Linked DNA regions of Homo sapiens: region 2 is linked to region 1. Evidence: read pairs that join two places in POLR2A ChIA-PET (ENCODE). Cell type or tissue: OCI-LY7. All regions are shown on one strand. Links, peaks and the distances in the headings refer to the core of each region. The heading gives the core; the rest is flanking DNA.

Evidence for each region. ChIA-PET counts read pairs that join two places held together with the same protein. Peaks named below come from ENCODE experiments on the same cell type or tissue, not always from the same donor. Only the 100,000 strongest peaks of a DNase experiment are listed, where the experiment ranks them.
Region 2: POLR2A ChIA-PET joins it to region 1 with 11 read pairs; 7 of 35 experiments call an interaction of 5 or more read pairs at or near these places.

Annotation. Positions count from the first base shown.
Region 1 is chr10:75,384,873-75,394,858 of GRCh38, reverse strand. It overlaps LOC124902461, which reads right to left and starts at 4,730. Exons shown (of 1, transcript XM_047426122.1): 1 at 1-4,730. It also overlaps a transcript of ZNF503 not described here. In OCI-LY7, for the core only: no CTCF peak of the experiment used is centred there; no DNase peak of the experiment used is centred there.
Region 2 is chr10:75,458,489-75,468,474 of GRCh38, reverse strand. The region is part of intron 2 of LRMDA (leucine rich melanocyte differentiation associated); the gene reads right to left. Among named protein-coding and RNA genes, the nearest start is that of LRMDA, 32 kb to the right of the region's middle. In OCI-LY7, for the core only: no CTCF peak of the experiment used is centred there; no DNase peak of the experiment used is centred there.

The DNA.
Region 1 (9,986 bases), core at 1,726-6,725:
GAAGAAGGACCAGCTTCTGAAATCTGCCACAAGCCTGTGGACCTCTGAGTAAGCACAACTAACACAAATGCAGATGCCTGTCAACACACGCACTCACTTGTTTCCACACTTTCACTCCTACTTCCACAGAAGCCACCCCCTGCTCTGACTCTGCCACACCTGGTCACGTGTGGCACACACTTATGCTCCGACAGCAGACAGGAGAAGGAAAGATGTGGGCTTGGTCTTTAAGCAGTGAGGAAAGGCAGATAAAAAAGCCCCACTAGGTGATGAACTTCTTGTGATTTAGAAAACTCATAAGGCTGCAGCTCCAGCAGCGCAATCGGTTAGCACACAGTACTTACACAGAAGACTCGTAAAAGTTGCCCAGAAGGTGGGACTTATCCCCTGTCAGGTCATCGGCTGGCCTCTGCTGCACGTATTGGCTTAGGGTTCCTCACCGAATGTGGCTAGCAGCCTGGTGGTGCTTAGAGTGACTGGAAAACCCAGGCTGACCTGCTCACATCTGTCACGGGCTATGCCCAGCCCATGGGATCCTGTATCATCCCACTTACACTTCACAACAGTTCCATGAGGTCATTAGAATCTTCACCCCATTACTAGACTTAATACCTGGATGATGAAATAATCTGTACAACACACCTCCATGACACAAGTTTACCCATGTAACAAACCTGCACTTGTACCCCTGAACTTAAAAGAATCTTCACCTCGTTTTTCAGATGAGGAGACTGAGGCTCAGCAGCGGAAAGACAGTGGCTTGAGGTACACAGCTAGTGAGAGATGGCTATAAGCAGGGATTCTCACCTTGGCTGCTCTTGCCTGATGAAGTTTTAAAGCAGAACAGTGCCTGGGAGCCAGAGATGCTGTTCCAGCTAGAGGAGGGTGTGGTGAACGTAGCTGGGTTTTCAAAAAGGTTTTTGGTGTTATTGTTATTATTTTATTTTTTAATGGGGATTTTCTTTTTTCTTTTTTCTTTTTGTTTTATTTTATTTTTTTTGAGACAGAGTCTCGCTCTGTCACCCAGGCTGGAGTGCTGTGGCTTGATCTCAGCTCATTGCAACCTCTGCCTCCCGGGTTCAAGTGATTCTCCCACCTCAGTCTCCTGAGTAGCTAAAATTACAGACGTGCACCACCATGCCCAGCTAAATTTTTTGTAGTTTTAGTAAAGACAGGGTTTCACCATGTTGGCCAGGCTGGTCTCAAACTCCTGACCTCAAGTGACTCCCACCTTAGCCTCTTAAAGTGCTGGGATTACAGGCGTGAGCCACTATGCCCAGCCTATTTATTAATGGAGATTTTTCAAACAGAGCAGTAGAATGAATAGTGTAATGAACCCCCATAAACCCATCACCCAGCCTCAACAATGATCACCTCATGGGCAACCTTATTTCCTCGCTACCCCCTCCAACTCATTATTTTGAAATAATAAAGACACCATTTCACCTCCTCAGTGCCTGTCACTTCCAGCTAGGGTTTCAACCTATGCTTGGGTTGGCTCCCAATCCAGGGCTCATCCCGCTGCCCCACCTGGGTTGAGGCTCTGTGAACTAAAGCATATTACTCTCCAGTTCATGCACAGTATAGCTGGGATTTGAACCTACTTCTTTCAGACCTGGAAGCCAAGCACTTAATCCTACCCCATGCTGGGAGTCCCCAAAACTCCCGAAGGTACTAAGGCCTCTATGCCCAGTGTGACCCAGAGTGAGCCCAGGGGGTATCTGGGCTATTAAAAGACTCTAGCCCTGGCTAGGAAATGCCTTAGTTGGGACACTCACAGTACAAGAAATATTCCTAGAGTGAGACCAGCATAAAGCCACATGGTGCAGTGGAAAAAGCACAGATTTAGGTTCAGTCTAACCTATCTTTTAGCTCCACCACTGACTCATATCTAAGGCTGAGTCTCTCTTGACCTCAGTTTTCTCATCTATGAAATGGGGACATTGATACCAACCTAATGGGGCTGTAGTGAGGCTCAAATTAAGTAATAAATTTGAAAATGGCCAACCTACTGCCTAGTTCATACTGGTTCTTAGTAAAGACAAGTTTGTTTCTTTCTTTCCTTTCTCCCCAAAGTCTCATTTCATTTTGACCAGCCTTCTTGCTCAAGAACTTCCTGTGGCTCCCTGTGGCCCACTGGCTTAGAGCTTCACTCCACAATCTGGCCATCAGGGTGCCTGTAATCATGGTTCATCCTCTGATTTTGCCTGTTTGCCTGCTCTACCTCGTGTCTCACCAATCTTCAGAGTTCAAATCCTCTGCCAGCCAGCTAGCCCCCCAGCCCATCCTCCAACACCCTGATGGATGGCACCCATCATACACTCCTTCCCTGGAATGCCTTCCTTTTTCCCTTTCTACCAAAATGCTCTCAAAAATCTCCTCTTCCAGGAAGCCCTCTAGATTTTCCCCCCACCACACACCGATCTTTCCCTCACTTTGCATTCCCTCAGCACTTAATGCAAAGGCAGAGGGTAAAGATATAAAGGTCACTGTACCAGGGACCAGGACACTTGGGTTTGAGCAGTGCCTTTTTATAGTTGTGTGACCATGGACAAGTAAGTCACATGTCCTCTGTGAAGCTTGTCTCCAAAACTGATACAGGGCTGTGCCTACCAGGGTGAACAGCACATTGCCAACAAGAATAATATTAAAAAGTAGCATGAACTGCACACTTACTAGTCCATCCATTCACTTATTCATGTTACTATTACTGTCCCCATTTTACAGGTGATGAAGCCGAATAAAGTAACACTGTGCTGGTCCCTGTGCCTGGGATTTTGTCCTCCACCCTCTTTTCCTCATTACCAGCAACACAAAAGTTCTACTTTAGATCTCAGGCCAAGTGTGACCTCCTTCTGGAACGCCCCAGGCCCTTTTTATCGGATTTAATGTCCTTTCCTTTGATCTATCCTGCCATCATATTCTCTTTATGTTGTCCAGAAAGCCTGGATTCTGGGTTACTGGGGAGAAGGGATTATCTCCTATACCTACTTCTAATCATGGCAGCTAGCACGGTACCTGGAACATAGTAGGTGCTCAATAAATATTAGAAGGAGGGAAGGAAAAGGAAGGAAAGAAGAGAGGGAGGGAGAGAGGAGAAAGCAGAGGAAAGAAAAAAAAACAAAAGACAGAAGGAGGACAAATGTGCATGAATCGGGAACTCTTGGATAAAATTATGCTTCCAAAGAAGGGAGGGTAGGAGAAAAAGTAGCAGTGGCCTTAGAGGAACTTTGAATGTCTTTGCCTGAAGCTCAAAACTCAGGGCCAGGGGAGCTTCCATGCATCAGCTGGAAATAGCATTTGCTGACAATAACAAAGACTCCTAAATAGTGGCTTATGGAAGATAGATATTCTCCCAGACTAGAGGTGGGCAGTCCAGGCTTGGGGGAGCCCTCGGTCACCAAGAACCTAGGGTCCTTCTGTCTTCAGTTCTGCCAACCCAGGAAGCTTTCATCCTTACGTCATCTCTGAGTCCGAGATGGCTGCTTGAGCTCAGGCACCATCAGCTCATTCCAAACCACAGGAAGAGGAACAAGAGGTAAAAGGGACCCTCTCCCTTTGAATAGGTCTTCCTGGATACCACACCGCTCCTCAGCCTGCACCTCATTGTGTAGAGTTGAGTCACTTGGCCACATATAGCTGTAAGAGAGGCTGGGAAATGTCATGTTTAGTTGGGTACACTGCCACCTCAGATAAACTCAAGGCTGCTATGGACTGAAGTGTGTCCCCCAAAAAATTCATTTGAAGCTCTACACCCCAATGTAACTGTATTTGGAAATAGGGCTGTTAGGAAGGTAAAGTTAAATGAAGTCATAAAGGTAGAACCTAATCTGGGAGGATTTGTGGCCTTCTAAGAAAAGGAAGAGACACCACCAACCTCCCACCCCCAACCAATGCATAGAAGACAGGCCATGTAAGAAGGCAGCCATCTAAAAACCAGGAAGAGAGCCCTCACCAGAAACAGAATCAGCCAGCACCTTGATCTTGGACTTCTGGCCTCCAGAACTGTGAGAATAAATTTCTGTTGTTTAAGCCTCTCAGTCTATGGTATTTTGTCTGGCAGCCCAAGTTGACTAACACAAAGGGCTTTGTTACTAAGAGGGGCAGGAGTAGGAATAGAATATTGGCAGACTCCCCCGCACCCCACGAGTGGTGTCACCCAGAACCAGAGTCAAGAGAGAGCCCTCTTGTTGCCGACCTTTGGTGGGTCACAGGATGGTGACTTCTGCCTTTTAAACACAAATTCTTGTTGATAAAGTGGGCAGGGGTGCTACTGGAGAAGCCCTCAGAAGTAGTAATTCAGAGTTGGTGCAATTCAGTTGAATTTTAGGTGCCTATCAATGTACAATGCAATGATGTAGAGTAGGATTGGCCCTGAGGAGGAAGAGGAGGATGAGAAGAAGGAGGAAGAGGGGGAGGGGGAGGAGGGAAGAAGAAAGAGGAGAAAAAGGAAGAGGAGGAGGGGGAGGAAGAGGAGGAAGAGGAGGGAGGAAGAACAAGGAAGTGAAGGAGGAGGAAGAGGAGGGGAAGAGGAAGAAGAATTATATTGGGAAAGAGAGATGGAAATAAAGAGGAAGAAGAGGAAAAAAGGAGAAAAGCAAAGCTGGGTGGAAAGGCAGTAGCATATTAAACCTACCTGCCTCCTGCTTCCATGTTACTGATTAAAAAAAAAAAGAAATCATGCCTGTAATCCCAGCACTTTGGGAGGCTGAGGCAGGCGGATCACGAGGTCAGGAGATCGAGACCATCCTGGCTAACACAGTGAAACCCCGTCTCCACTAAAAATACAAAAACAAAATTAGCCGGGCGTGGTGGGGGGGTGCCTGTAGTCCCAGCTACTCTGGAGGCTGAGGTGAGAGAATGGCGCGAACCCGGGAGGCAGAGCTTGCAGTGAGCGCAGATCGCACCACTGCTCCCCAGCCTAGGCAACAGAGCGAGACTCCATCTCAAAAAATAAAAATAAAAAACTGAATACAGCCTCCAACCCAAAACGGAGGCAGACCTTGCCTTAAATAATTATAGTGTAACTACAGAAACCTGAAAGAAACAAAATCCAACCATAAAGAAGACAAATGGTGCCACTGAATCTTAGCAACATGTGAGTGAGTTTTGTTTTGTTTTGTTTGTTTGAGATGGAGTCTCGTTTTGTCGCCCAGACTGGAGTGCAGTGGCATGATCTCAGCTCACTGCAACCTCTGCCTCCTGAGTTCCAGCGATTCTCCTGCCTCAGCCTCCTGAGTAGTTGGGATTACAGGCATGCGCCACCACATCCGGCTATTTTTTGTATTTTTAGTAGAGATGGGGTTTCACCATGTTGGCCAAGCTGGTCTCGAACTCCTGATCTCAAGTCATCTGCCTACCTCAGCCTCCCAAAGTGCTAGGATTACAGACATGAGCCACTGCGCCTGGCCCATGTGAGCGACTTTTAACCCTACCTCTAGGCACCTACAAAGAGGTGGCCCAGCGGACACCTATACTGGGTCCAAGAGGGCACTGGGAGGAGAGGGGGACTTGGAGAAGAGAAGAGGAGACCCCTGGGAAACTAGAGGGAGTAAGGAGAATGCAGGAACCAGGAGGGGCACTGAGTATGAATGTGAGCCTTTTGGTTGTCCCGTTGCTGGAAGATTCCTCCAGCCTTAGGTCTCAACAAGGAAGAGACATCTCAGAATTCTCGGCTGACTCTCTGTGTGTCTCTCCATCTCTGCCATTTTTCTTTCATACACTTTACAAACATCTCCTCTCCTCCAAAACCCTTCTGGGGCAATTAGGCAATTCCTAGGGTGTGGGAATTCTACACGCTCCACATCAGCAGTTCTTAAGCCTTTTGTGGGTTGAGGGAAGGATGCAGAAACCTCAACCTTTTTTTGACAATTAATGAAAGCTGTGGCCCCTCTTTACAGAAATGAGTCCACATGCTTAATGTGGGAAACTTAATTTCATGTAGTTCATGGGCCTGCAGATTTTAAATCCTTGACCTTGAAGGAAATCCAAGATTTTAAAGATAAAAAAGCAGGGCCTTTGGACATGCCCTGAGGGGCTCTGGGTTTTCCTTTATAAATTATTCTGACCAATGAGACATTCCAACTACTCTGTGTGATCAACTGCAATAAGTAACATTTCTGTCAACCCACTACAGCCCAGTGTACACTTGTGCAACCTCACTGGAACTCTATGAAGGAGGCACTATCATTAGCCCCACTTTATGGATGGGGAAACTGAGGCACAAAGCGGCAAAGTGACTTGCCCAAAACCACACAACCAAGAAGTAGCAGAGCTGGGATTTGTTATAGTGTATGAGGCTCCAGGGTCTATTATTCTTGTGCCTTTCACTCTTTGCTACACTGCATAGTGACCTTTATTTCTCCGTACACTGAAGCCACAGATACCTGCCTTTCTCCCCAAATGCAGGTGTGAGACCTCACCCAGTGGTGTGCTGGAATCAGCTCCTACTGGCTCCCAACAGCCATATGTGCACATCTCTTCCCAACTCCTCACTCAGTGATGTTATGTTAGTGGCTTGAAATCAGCCATGGTGGGAGTATTTATACCACAGCAATGGGCAAGTACTACAAATGAAAGATTCCCCCGCAACCAAAGAGCTGTTTGTTCACCATTTACCAGCTCACCACTGGCCCCACCTGTTCTAGTCCAAATGGCTGCAAACTGCAGATCCAGCTGTCTAGGCCCCGAATCAGTGGCCGCCCCCTGCCAGTGAGGAGGACTTGGACATGGTCTGCTGTCCCCAGGATTAGCATGTAGGGTATTTAGGGTGAGTGTAATCTTCCTCTCTGACCCCACTGTATGTGGGCCACTTCCAACTGCCCTCAGTACCTCTCCTCTGCTGGAAACCAAGCCTGCTCATGTGGGGTCCTGGACCCCTCCTCCCACATAGATCCAGATCCTTTACACCAGAGGAAACTGAGCACTGTGGGATGATTCTGGCAGCCCATCTGATGCAGAGAGCCCTCGGCTGCCTGGAAGCCCCTGAAGTCTGCCACATCTTACCCCTGACATTGTACCATTGGCTATAGGCTCCTGCCAGCCAGATATGGTTTAACCCAGCCACTTTGGGCTTAGCAAACAGCCAGCCCCTCACCCTCACCCCATTGGACACCAGCCCTGCTCCCTCTCCTCCACCTTCTGGGAGCACCCAGCAAAACCCAGCCCTAACTCAACTCATTTGTGACAAGGCACATCCTCTGACCCATGTCCACAGAGAAACCTCCATCTGACAACAAGGATTCCAGTGGACCAGGCCTAGTGTGAAACCTGCCCTGATCCACTCTTACCAGATAGAATATCAGGAAGGAAATTGGATTATGATTATCGATACCATTTAGTGAGCACTTTATTTGTGCCAAATACTGTATGTAGTGCTTTCTCTACATTATCTTTTTATATCCTCACAAGACCTGTAGGAGATAAGTAGCTACAGTAACCTCATGTTACAAAAGAGAAAACTGAGACTCAGAGAGGTTAAACAGTATGCCTGAAGTCCCACAGCTAAAAAGTGGTGGGGCTGAAATTCAAAGCTGGGTCTGTCTCATTCTAAAGCCCTAGCCAATAAAACCTGTGCACTTCCACTCACAGATTCTGCACTCAGAGCAAACAGAATGTTCACAGCTGCTCCTTCCCCAGGCCCCAGGGAAGTGTGAGGAGGACAGCACCCTTCAGTTATTCCGGGATTCTCCGGGGAAGCCCTCAAGGCCAGAGGGAAGACAACCCTGATCACCTGTGCCAAGAACAGTGCCCAGACAGAGTTGTGAGCCTCCAGCTATGGAAAGTGAGTGTTCACTGGCAAGCACATACTGAGCACCTGCTGCATGCACAGCATTATCTTAGGCGTGGAGGCAATGGGAAGATGACTAGGACAGGGTCTCTGCCCTCAAATAACTTACTGTCCAGTCTAGTGGGTCATGGAGACAACTGTTGCCTTAAGGCGGGCTGTGATGAGGGATATAATCAGTGGAGGCCCAGGATGAACTCCAGTAGAAACATGTGAAAGTCATTGGGGAGGAGGCAGCACTTGATCTGGGCTTGGATGATGAATAGGCATTTGATGGCTAGAAAATGGCAGATGTGGGGATCCAGGAGGAAGGACCAGCAGGATCAAAGGGATGGAAGCAGGAAAGATCATGTCTTGTTCTTCAATAAGCAATAGGGAGCCATTGGAGGTCTTTGACCAGAGGAAGAACATTATGGGATGGAACAATGAGAGACTGGATATAAAGAAACCAATGTGGAGGTCTTGTAGTTAAGAGGGAGAAAGTGAGAGCTGGAAACAAGGGAGAAGCTGCAGGACAAGCAAAGCAAGGACAGTTCCAGGAAGCAGTGAGAAGGTAGAATGAATGGACTCTACCTGGTGAATGGCTGAGCTGGAATGGACAGCAGGAAGGCGAAGAAAATCCTGAGGCCTTTAGACTCAGGTATTGGGCTATGCAATGGTAAAACAAATACAGGGACCTAAATCAGAAAGACATTTCTCTCTCAGGTAATGGTCTCTGTGGCTACTCTGCTTCATGATGTCATTCAGGGGCCCAGATTCTTTCCATCTTGGAGCTCCTTTGTCCCCTAGGATATTGTGCTCATTCTTGTGATCAAATCTGGGCATATTCCAGCCACAGAAGGGTAGAGGGAGGAAGAAGCGCACAGTGTCCTTTCAAACAGGTGAGAAAGAAGTTGCTCATAGTCACGTGGCTACACCCAGCTGCAAGAGAGGCTGTGAAATGTAGTTTCTGGCTTCATCTCTAGTCTCTCGTTGTTCCATGTGCCAGGGGAAATGGGGGAATGGATGAAGTAGAACCCAAGCCTGGGTACCTGGAAGAAATTCTAGAGGGAGAGCAGGCTTTGGCAGGGAGATAGACTTTTGTATGGCTTGAGTTTCTGATGCCTGCATTGCGTCAGGGCTGGAGCTGTAAATTTTTGAATTGTATACAGAGAAGAGAAAGCTGAAACCTGGGGTGTGAGTGATGTGTACCCAAGGAGAAAAAAAACAGAAGAAGAAAGCTAGAGTAAGGGTGGAGGCTGAAACTTATGAGGAAGGTTTATGAAGAACAGTCATTCTGCCAGTTGTATTTTCCAATCATTGGTGCCACCAATATATCCCATCCCATATACTCTTCTCACACTATGGAGCTGACACTCCTTCCTCGACTGTGGTTGGAGTGGAAGTGATGCCATGGGACTTCCAAGGCTAAATTGTAACCAGTGAAACAGCTTCCTCTGGAAATGCACACCCCTGGGACCCAGTCACCATGCTGTGAGGAAGCCATGCAGCCACAGGACAGGCCATGTGGGAGTGTTCTGGCCAACAGCCCCAGCTGAAGCCCCAGCCAACAGCAGTGTCAAGTGCCAGCCACATGAGTGAATGAGGTTCAGACAACTCCTGGCCCAGGCTTTGGGCCGCCCCAGCTGACCAAAATGGAGTGGAGCAAGATGAGCCCTCCCCACTAAGCCTCACCGAAATTGCCAATTTGTGAATAAAATAAAAGTTGGGCTTGTTTTTAAGCCCCTTGATTTGAGACTCTTTTTCTTGTAGCAGTAGATAACTGAGACAGGCCAGTATCACTTTGCCCATCCCAAGAGAATGCTCCCAGCCACACAGAAGAGGGGTGACCTCGGTGACCTTCCTGTGTGTCTCCTGATTGGCCTTTCTCCAGCCATAGCAAGTCCCTCTATCCATGTTTCTGTTTCTCAGCTCACTGCCTTGCTGGCCTCCGGGTCCCTAAGATGGCCACCTCTTTGTCCCTCCCCTAGGCTCTGTCCTTGGCGTGGCCCCATAGAGAACCCCCTTAAAAGGACATTCCCAGCTCCCCATCCCTCATCTATCTCCATCTCGAGAAGGGTGGTCTGGTAGCAGAGAACTGGGAGGATAGCATGGGGTCTCAGCACCAAGGACAGAAAGGTGTCCGAGTTCCCTTTGAGCACCTTTGTGAGGAACAACATCAGACTTGGAGAGGCAGAGGGATGAAGGTCAGCGAGGAAGA
Region 2 (9,986 bases), core at 3,059-8,058, 72 kb before region 1:
TTAAGGCAAATCTTCCTTCTGGAAGGGCTCTTTCCAGAAAGATCTCTGTGATTAGATACTATAGCTGCCCTGTCCCCTACATGCAATGACCACACAATAACAAAGAAATGAAGATAGCATGGGAGTCCTAATGGTCCTTCTTTTTACATCCTTTGATATGGCCAACAGTCTTCCCTAACCCCGCCCCGCACCCCAAAAAAAGGATTCAGTTAACTAAAGACCACGGGAAGCAAAGGAACTTATGTATGGGGGAAACCGACAACCATTTATGTGAAGTCCTTTGGGGCTATTATCAATGCCCCAACCTCTCCCCTAAAATCAAATACTTTTGCCTGGTTCCAGACTACTGATGCTCCATCATTAATACTTCAACCATTAGGATCAGTTATGGAAACATGCAGATAATCCTTGGAGATTATTATACCACTATCAGCCATTTCTACCTAAGTATGACTGAGCAATACTTTGCGACTTTGTGTGTGTGTGTGTGTGTGTGTGTGTGTGTGTGTGTGTGTGTGACGGAGTCTCACTCTGTCACCAGGCTGGAGTGCAGTGACGCGATCTCGGCTCACTGCAACCTCCACCTCCCGAGTTCATGCGATTCTCCTACCTCAGCCTCCTGTGTAGCTGGGATTACAGGCATGCACCGCCAGCCCCAGATAATTTTTGTATTTTTAGTAGAGATGGGGTTTCACCATGTTGGCCAGGATGGTCTCAATCGCTTGACCTCATGATCTGCCCACCTCGGCCTCCCAAAGTGCTGGGATTACAGGCATGAGCCACTGTGCCTGCCCAACTTTGCGATCTTGATGTCTGGTATACTGTCCTGTCCCCACAATTTATCCACACACAAGCATGGGGTCTTCCAGGAACCCATCACTTTAGATACTTGTTGGGGAGGCCACACCCTTTGTTTCCCTCTCCTACCCAATTCCTTATCTTGAAGAGAGGTAAAACGTGGGAAAAATTCAGGAGGGAAAAAGAAGAGAAAGAAGAGCAGGGGCAAATAAGAGGCACAGAGGGCGAGGTCTTCTTCTTCTCAAACACCTAAGACAGTTACTCACACAACTTAGACACTCAGTGTGTGCTCTCTGAATAAACAGAGACAACTAGGGGCCAAATATTGTGCTGGTCAAATAATGGCAGGTGGGGAAGTCACTCACCAGGGCAAGCCAAGCCTTGGCTGCAACTGTTCCACCCTTCCCTGCCATGGCTCACACTTGCCCTTCTGCCTGAAATGTCCTCCTCAGCCTCCTGAACGGTTCAGCCTACTGGTCGCTTCAGACTCTGACTCCAGGACCCCTTTCCACCCCCTCCAGGATGGGCCGACTGCCATATGTCCACGTCGTCGTACTTGATGCATCCCTCAGGATGTCCTCCCTTGGCTGGGTTGCAGTCACCTATTTCTTCATGTCTCCTCTATTAGGTGTTAGTCATCTTTGCATCTCTAATGCCTAAGCCCCCACATCACACACAACAAGCATTTGGTAACTGCTGAATAAATCAACTGAGTCACTGGAAAAAAAAAAACTGCTAAATCACCAACTAAACCTATTTGAGTTTGGGGTTTGGTTTTTTTTAATTTTTTCTTTCCTTTTCAGAAAGATTTATTCCCAAAAGCTAGAAAAGGAGAATCTAGGGAAGAGGGGAGGGTTTAGAGGTGGGAGAGATCCAGGTCAAATATGAAAAGGGTAGATTCAGTAGGGGGAGTTTCCTTTCTGTGACGAAAGGGCTTTCTGGACTTGGTCCAAAGGGATCAGCCACATCACCTCAGATGGAAAATGCTGAGGAGGGGGCAGGGCACAGCCTCACCTATCCAAGACACTCCAAGCCCTGCACCTTCAGGAGGGAATGAGCCCAGACTTTTTATCAATCTCTGCTGGCTGCATAGCTGGCCAGGGTAGCTCGAGATGGCTTCGGTGGATGAAAAAGAGGTTGTCTATAAAGGTATGTTAATGCTCACAGAACAGCCCAAGGCTGGTGGAAAACCACTAATTCCCACAGCACCCAGAGAAAGCAGGGGGCAACTGAAGAACTTATCAGGCAAAGAAAAAAGGTACCATAGAGGCTTCCCCCACAGACCCACCCCATCCCCCTGGAATGATGGTTCTATCACTACAGACCCAGGAAAAACCAAAGATGGGAAGGGAATAAAAATCTCCCCCAAAATTAAGCAACAGCCCTCCACATCCTCTCCCATCCAACACTTTACACTACCTTTTGCAATCTCCCAGGCTTGCTTCTGGAAAATTTCAAAGTCACCACCAACCAACCCTTCCTGACGCACAATGGCATTTAATAATTGCTTATGGTTCTCGCCTGGGAAGCCAGGCAAGCACCCACAATTCATCACATGTGTGACCTCTCGAACCCTAGCCCCCAAATGATTTTCACTCACTTTAATCTGAGTCCGATTCAAAACAGATCTGCTGTCAGCAGCCTGAATTCTGTAGCCCCATGGATGGGCAGTGCCTATGGCTAATCTTTTAGTGCCTTAATCATAAAATACAGCACTTCCCCAGCTGTTTTCACCCAAATAGTCAGAAAAGGGGGTGAGCAGGGTGTAAGAAATGATGAATTATGAACTCCAAAGTAGTATTTCATTAAGCAAGATTGGACGCTAAAACTTTAACTGTGCTCTCTGCAATTGAAAGGTCATTTTATAAAAATCCAAACTGAGAGAATTTTGAAGTTTCTACATTTCACAGGGGAGCCTGCTACCATATGCCAGATTGGGGGAAGGGGGGAAGGATGAAAGCAGTGGTCAGCATGAAATGTTTTTTAAACCATGGCCACTTCAGATTTTTGCAACGTGATGCCAAGCATGTTCAACAGGTCTACAAATGCGCTGCATTCGCCTAAATTTAGTGGGTGTTAATTGAAATCAGAGCTGCAGTCATTACCACCGACATGTTTCTAAATACTACCCAATAAATTTTTCTCTGTTTCAGATTCTCCGTGACAGCTGGCAATGAAAAACCAAGAGAGGGCACGTAAAATGGTCTTCCTATGTACCTAGTCCCACAGTATGCATACAAAAGGATGTCTGCATGTGGATCTGGCCTGTGTCTGCATGCACAGACCTGTGTATGGATAAACACAAGATAGATGTGCGTGCTTTGCCCATTTTTAGAAGGCGAACAGAAGACATGTGCAAGGACACACGTATACTCTGGCAACTTCCTTTTTACTAATGTACCTCCACAGAAAGCAAAATGGGCCTCTCTCCACGTGACAAAAACATTCCATTCTAGTTTACAGTGACAAGGGTTTCTGCTACAGCTTAGATCGCTTTTTCAGATGAGATGATTTTCTTCCTCTCTGGCTTGCCTCATCCTCTTCAGGTAAGCCTTGTTTTGCTTTTAAAAACAAAATTAAAGTTTCCTCCACAGCAGAGCATTTAAGGGTCAGCCAGGAAAAGGTCTGTGGGACACAGAATCTGAAAGGAAGAAGGAAGAGGCCCCAGGGAAGGAGCGAAAAGTCTGGAAAAAGAACCATCAGCTTTCCTGAGTTCCCTCAGCAAAATACCAGTTTCATCCTCCCAATTACTCATTAGTTCATTATTAGTTTACGTGAAAAGAAAAGAGGTGGCTTTGTGCTCTCTTGAGTCATGGCTCCAGCTGAAATAAAAAAGAAAAGGGAGAGTGTCTGTCCTTGAGGCTGCACATATTTTGCCCTTCCTTGATCCTCTGATGATAATTTGAGGACTTCCCCTGATCCCAGTAGTATTGTCTAACTTTGCTGGGGGTCTATTCCATCCGAAAATAAACACTGCAGTCAGCTCCACAGCAGTGTGCCAGGAGGAACCTTGGAGGCAAATATGTTTACCAAAGACTAATGACACCAAAGGACTCCATTTTAGCCCCAGCAGCAGATCCTCATGCCGTTCCTTTCTTCCTCACATATATCCCATCGATCTGATTATCCAAATGAGTATCAGCTACAGAGCCTTATTGCTCCTCTTGGCAAAGTTCCTCCCTTCCTCCATCTCATCCTTTCCTCTAGATTTGGTATATGCCCAACCCTAAGCATACAGCTAACATGTGTGCTTACATACCATACACATAAACTAGTGCACAGTCTTGCTACATGCCTATCCACAAACACACCACTCGAGTATACACAAAAACACATAATTTCTGCTAACACAAACATTAGTACATGTCCTTCTCACCACAGTGAGCACATGTGCACAACACACACAGCCAACCCCTTCGAAGAAGACTAGGTAACTTGGACTTAGGAGAGAGGCCTGTCCCCGACCCCTACAGCCCCAGAGAACTAGAGAAAAATCAATGGATCCCAGCCTGCTCTGAAGGGACTAGAAACATTTCTACAGAAATAATTTTTTGACACAGAAATCATCCAGAACAGGATGGGCGCAGTGGCTCACGCCTGTAATCCCAGCACTTTGGGAGGCCGAGGCGGGTAGATCACCTGAGGTCAAGAGTTCGAGACCAGCCTTGCCAACATGGAGAAACCCCATCTCTACTAAAAATACAAAAATTAGCCGGGCGCAGTGGTTCATGCCTGTAATCCCAGCACTTTGGGAGGCCGAGGTGAGAGGATCACCTGAGGTCAGGAGTTCGAGATCAGCCTGACCAACCTGGAGAAACCCCATCTCTACTAAAAATACAAAATTAGCCGAACCTGGTAGCACATGCCTGTAATCCTAGCTACTCGGGAGGCTAAGGCAGGAGATTCGCTTGAACCTGGGAGGCAAAGGTTGCAGTGAGCCAAGATCGCGCCATTGCACTCCAGCCTGGGCAACAGAGCAAAACTCCATCTCAAAAAAAACAAGACAAACAAACAAACAAAAAATTAGCTGGTGTGGTGGCATGCACCTGTAATCCCAGCTACTTGGGAAGCTGAAGCAGGAGACTCCCTTGAACCCAGGAGGCGGAGGTTGCAGTAAGCTGAGATCCCACCACTGCACTCCAGCCTAAGCGACAAAAGTGAAACTCCATCTCAAAAAAAAAAAAAATCATCCAGAACAGTGTAGCCCACCCGAGCATCCAAAGACTCCTCTCAGCTCATCATCCCACATTGTCTACAGGAGCCTCTCAGACAGTCTGTGGGAGGAATGGACTGAACTCCTTGACGCTCAAGTCAGGTCTAAGCAGCAGGTCAGCATCCCCTGGGAACTTGTTAGAAACTCAGTCTCAGGCCCAACCCCAGACCTACAGAATTAGACACTGCATTTTCACAAGTTCCCCGGGGATGTGTGTGCACGCTCAAGTTTGGAAAGCACCCCTTAGAGCCCACCCATCCCATACTCAAGACATGCCCAGCTGAGGTCACCCTGTCCTCACCAACTCTAAAATTCCAAGCTCTCCAGCTCGGGCTGAAGCAGAGAGAAGAGGATGCAGGAGCATTCCTCCACCCTCAGATCCGCTGCCTCCTCTCTCACCAGCGGCAACTGGAGTTAACAACGGAGCCTCAGGTGTCCAGAACTCGCCTGCATCTAAACCCACCAGGAGCTCAGTGATACTAACAGTTTGCTCCCCGCTAATTGTCTCATCACTCTACAACTGCTGCTTTTTATTTCATTATGCTTCTCATCAGTCTCAGATAGGAATATAACCGAAAAAGAAATTGGAGTGGAACAATTTCAATATCTCAAAACACATGCAAATCAACGCCCAGAATCCTACCTGGAATGTTTTTATTGAGACAATTCTGTACTTGTCTGAGAGATGACCTTATAATAAATAAATTCATATCTTGCAAAGGTAGATGTTCTCCCCACCTTATAAAGCTAATTATACCAGCACAACATAACATTTTCCTAAATGCCTGATAACCTCATCCTGTTACTCAGGAAATATTATTTTTAAATAGGTGTGATAGATACAAACTGAAACACTCAGATTTCAATTCCAGCCCCAATTCCCGGATCCCCTCTCTGAGTAATTTAAGGACTTCCTCCAGATAGTTTTTCATATTCTTTTAACTGACATTTTATCTTTATACAGTATCTCACAGAATGAGCACGCACTAAGACAATGACAGCCAAGAAGGCCTGTCATTTCTCATTCCGACAAAGACAGATGTCTTACACTGGCTTATGCCAATAATAGATCCAACAAAAAACAAAAGAGACTACACCTGCCGCTGATGTAAAGGCACCAATTCACATTTGTGACACTCATTTGTCAATTAACAGATTTCTTCCATTGTTGACACACGAGACTTAAAAGATGTGGGCTCGAATGTGATGAATTAAAAAAGACAGATGAGTAAGCTATGAGCTGCAAAGTAATGCTATAATGTGCTTTAGATATGAATATCAACTGACACCCCTGACAGGCCATACAAGGTTTTATTTCATTTTGCACTGTATCCAGGCTTCATACTTTGTCTTCTTTGTTCGCTTTTCATCAAGCTCCTAACATCTCATTCTGACAGCCAAAGACATTTAAGGCACTTTCGTTTCAAATGCAAGTTAGCGTACTTGATTTGTCATTAAAATGCAAAACGATTGCCATTGCAGGTAAATGTAGGTATGCTTAAAAGGTTGGATCTGCAAAGGAAAAGCTGAAAATGGTTTGAGTTGCTTGCTCTGCCTCCTTCACTAGCCTGGCCGCCACCTCATAGGGCTCTGGCCAATGCCCCCTTCGACAAAGACCTACCCAGAGTGAGCCTTAGGAGTTCCCTGTCCCAGCAGCGGCCTCAGAAGTGAGCCAGCCTTGAGTGAAAAACAGCTTTCCCCTCCCCACGAGGTGTTCTGCAGATCTGCAAGTTTTCCTGTGTTTGGACCAGTGTAAGCATACACAAGCATTCCCCTGTGGAGAGGAAACACGGACAGGCTTGTATCAAGATGCTCAAGATTATTTTTCTCATTGAGCTCCCATCCTCCATCTCCTATAGAGAAGGAGAAAACTCCAACCCTTAGACTCTCCCTAGGAGAGATGGAGGAAGAATCCAATAGGGGTGATGGGATTCAGGACAGGCTACCCCCAAAGTACCTTGGCATTTGAGAAAACAGCAGAAGCAGGCAGGTCTCTCTCACCTTCCACTGCCCTTCTCCCCTAAGTAGGCCATGAAACCTAGGAAGATCATTCTCTGATTTTTTCCTGCCTTCCACCTCTGAAAAAAGAAGACCTTCATTAAAGAGGAGCCCTCTCTATACCCAAAGGAAAAAAAACCCTTATCTTTGAAGATCCAGGGACACAGAGAAGAAACTGGACAAATAGGCCTTGCTAAGTTGCTTCCATATCAACAGATCATGCTTTCTTTTCCAATCACACTTCTCGACAATGAGCCACTTCTCCATCAAACCTAGCATAACAAATATACAGGTTTACCTGTTTCTTTGGGTCTTCATTTCTGAAGACTCCTGTGTCACGTAAAATTTCTATTAAATAAATTGGTATGCTCTTATTAATCTGTCTTTTGTTATAGGGGCCTCAACCACGAACCTAGCTATGGCTGAGGATAGGTATTTATTTTCCCTTACGAGGGCTTCATGGGAAACCTTTTTTGTTATAATGATCTTTAATTCAGTAATTTCACTCTTTGTGAAATTATCTTGCTGAAACAAACAGAACAGTGAAAACAGTGAAATAATGATTTACAAACAAAGATGTTCATCACAGCATGTCTTAATAACACCAAAAAGTGGAAAATATATAAATATGTCAATCAATTAGAAAATGGGTAAATTATGGCAGATTTATGTGAAAAGATATTATGTAATCACTAAAAAACCAAATTAACCAAAAAAAAATCATGAGACATTAAGAGAAAAAAACAGAAGTCAAGACCTTTTATACAGGCTGATCCCAATTTTGTAAAAATTGTTCAGCATAAACATTATGGATTATTTCCTTTGGTATGTTTTTCTGTATTTTTAAACTTTTTATAAAAGGAATATTATCTTATAATCAAAAAATAAAATTAAAAGCAGTTTGAAAAACTAATTTTAAAAAGTAAAAAATTATTTGGCCTAACTTCCTATTACATCACACCAAGCCACCATTTGCACTTTCTGAGCCCCAAATTTCCTTCATTAAAAGAAAATGTTAGACCAGTGTTTTTCAAACTGTGTTCCATGGAACCCTAGGGTACCACAAGGGGCTTTCAGAGTTTCTCCAAATGATTCATTTGAATTTAACTTTTAAATTATTTTAACTATTTAAAAAACATAATTCAAAAGGCAGTATGTACTCCCAAAGACATACTACACCAAATTTTAACACACTAGAAGATACTGGTATATTAACTTACGCAATCACATTAACTCACTTTTCAAAATACAGCTTCTTCTTACAATTATTTAAACAATAATCTGATATTACAGGATGAACTTTAAGGGGAAAATAAATGTCACTATTTGCAAATACTTAACTGAGTGTATTGACATTTAAATATTGCACACTCAAACCCAAATACAAGAATAATCTGAATGCTGGGGCCAGTATAAAACTGCATTTTGTCTCTAACCTTAATACCAAACCCAGTGCTATGGTTTGAATGTGTTCCCCAAAGTTCATGTATTGGAAACTTAATCCCCAATGCAACAGTGTTAGGAGGTGGAGCCTAATACGAGGCATTTATTAATAAGAGTGATGAGGACTCCACCTTCATGAATGGAGCAATGCAGATTATAAAAGGGCTTGAGGCTGCAAGTTCAATCACTTGCTCTCTTGCCCTTGCACTTCCACCATGCGATGATGTAGCAAGAAGGCCCTCATCAGATGCAGCCCCTAGATCTTGGACTTCCCAACTTCCAGAACCATAAGCCAGTACATTTCTGTTCATTATAAATGGCCCAATCTCAGGTATACTGTCTAGCAACACAAAATGAACTGAGACACCCAGTGTTCATCTGAATAGTTTCACTGTTTTTGCTGAGCTTAAAAAATATATATATTTGTATTCCATAATGGGCTTTCTATAATTTGTTTGACAAGGATTCTGCTGCTAGAAAAATAACTTTGAAAAACCACTGGATTAAACCAACCTAAGGTCCTTTGGAAGCGTGTGCTTTTGTGCAGCATAGCATAGGGGATCCCAGGAGAAGTTGAGCACTGTGATAAAGAGGTATGGTTGAGGCCTCCCTTTCATGATGCTATGGCACAATCATGGCTCACTGCAGAATTCAAAACTCCTGGGCTCAAGCAATCCTCCCACCTCAGCCTCCCAAGTAGCTGGGACTATAAGTGTGTGCCACCATGCCTGGCTAATTTTTAAATTTTTTGTAGGGACAAGATCTTACTATGTTCAGCCCAGGCAGGTCTCAAACTCTTGGCCTCAAGTGAGCCTCAGCCTCTCAAAGTACTGGAATTACAGGCATGAACTACTGCACCTAGCCAATCTGACTAGTTAACACTCTAAAAGCAGCGGGTTTTTTTTCCTAATATTAAATCAATTTCAAATTTCCACATTCCATCTTGCTGCGTACTGCCTGTGATTTTTACAATCATCTTCTGTAAAGAGGTTCTAACAAGTCCTTAAAAGAAAAAAAAAAAATCTAAAGCAGACCCTGAAGTTACAACTGAACCATTCAATTCAAGGTAGATCAGAAATTGCATAAAATGAAAACTTTTAGTAAAGACAAAAAAATCAGATGGGAGTTTTTTTTATGGTTGTAAAAATAGCCGCTTGCTCCTTGCAAGGTCTATGATCTTCCTTTTGATACTACATGAACCAGGAAGATAACTGTTCTCAAGCCCAAGGCAGGAAGAGTAAATTTAGTTCCTCCTGCTACCTGACGGAAAGCTTGTCCCATCAGGTACAGTCTGTGGAAGAGCAAATTGGGGAAGGGTGGGGTGCATCTATGTTGAAACTGCTGTAGAGGGTTAGGTGATAAAATTCTTCTCTGAGCTCAGAGGTACAACTAGATAAAAATCATGCCTCAAAATTGTTAAGTAAGATATGGAATTTTACTCTGACGTTTGGCTTTCTTAAAATCTTACTATAATGACATACCTTATTTAGTATTCTATCACTGCTAATAATCATCATGTTTATTTTGTTCTAAT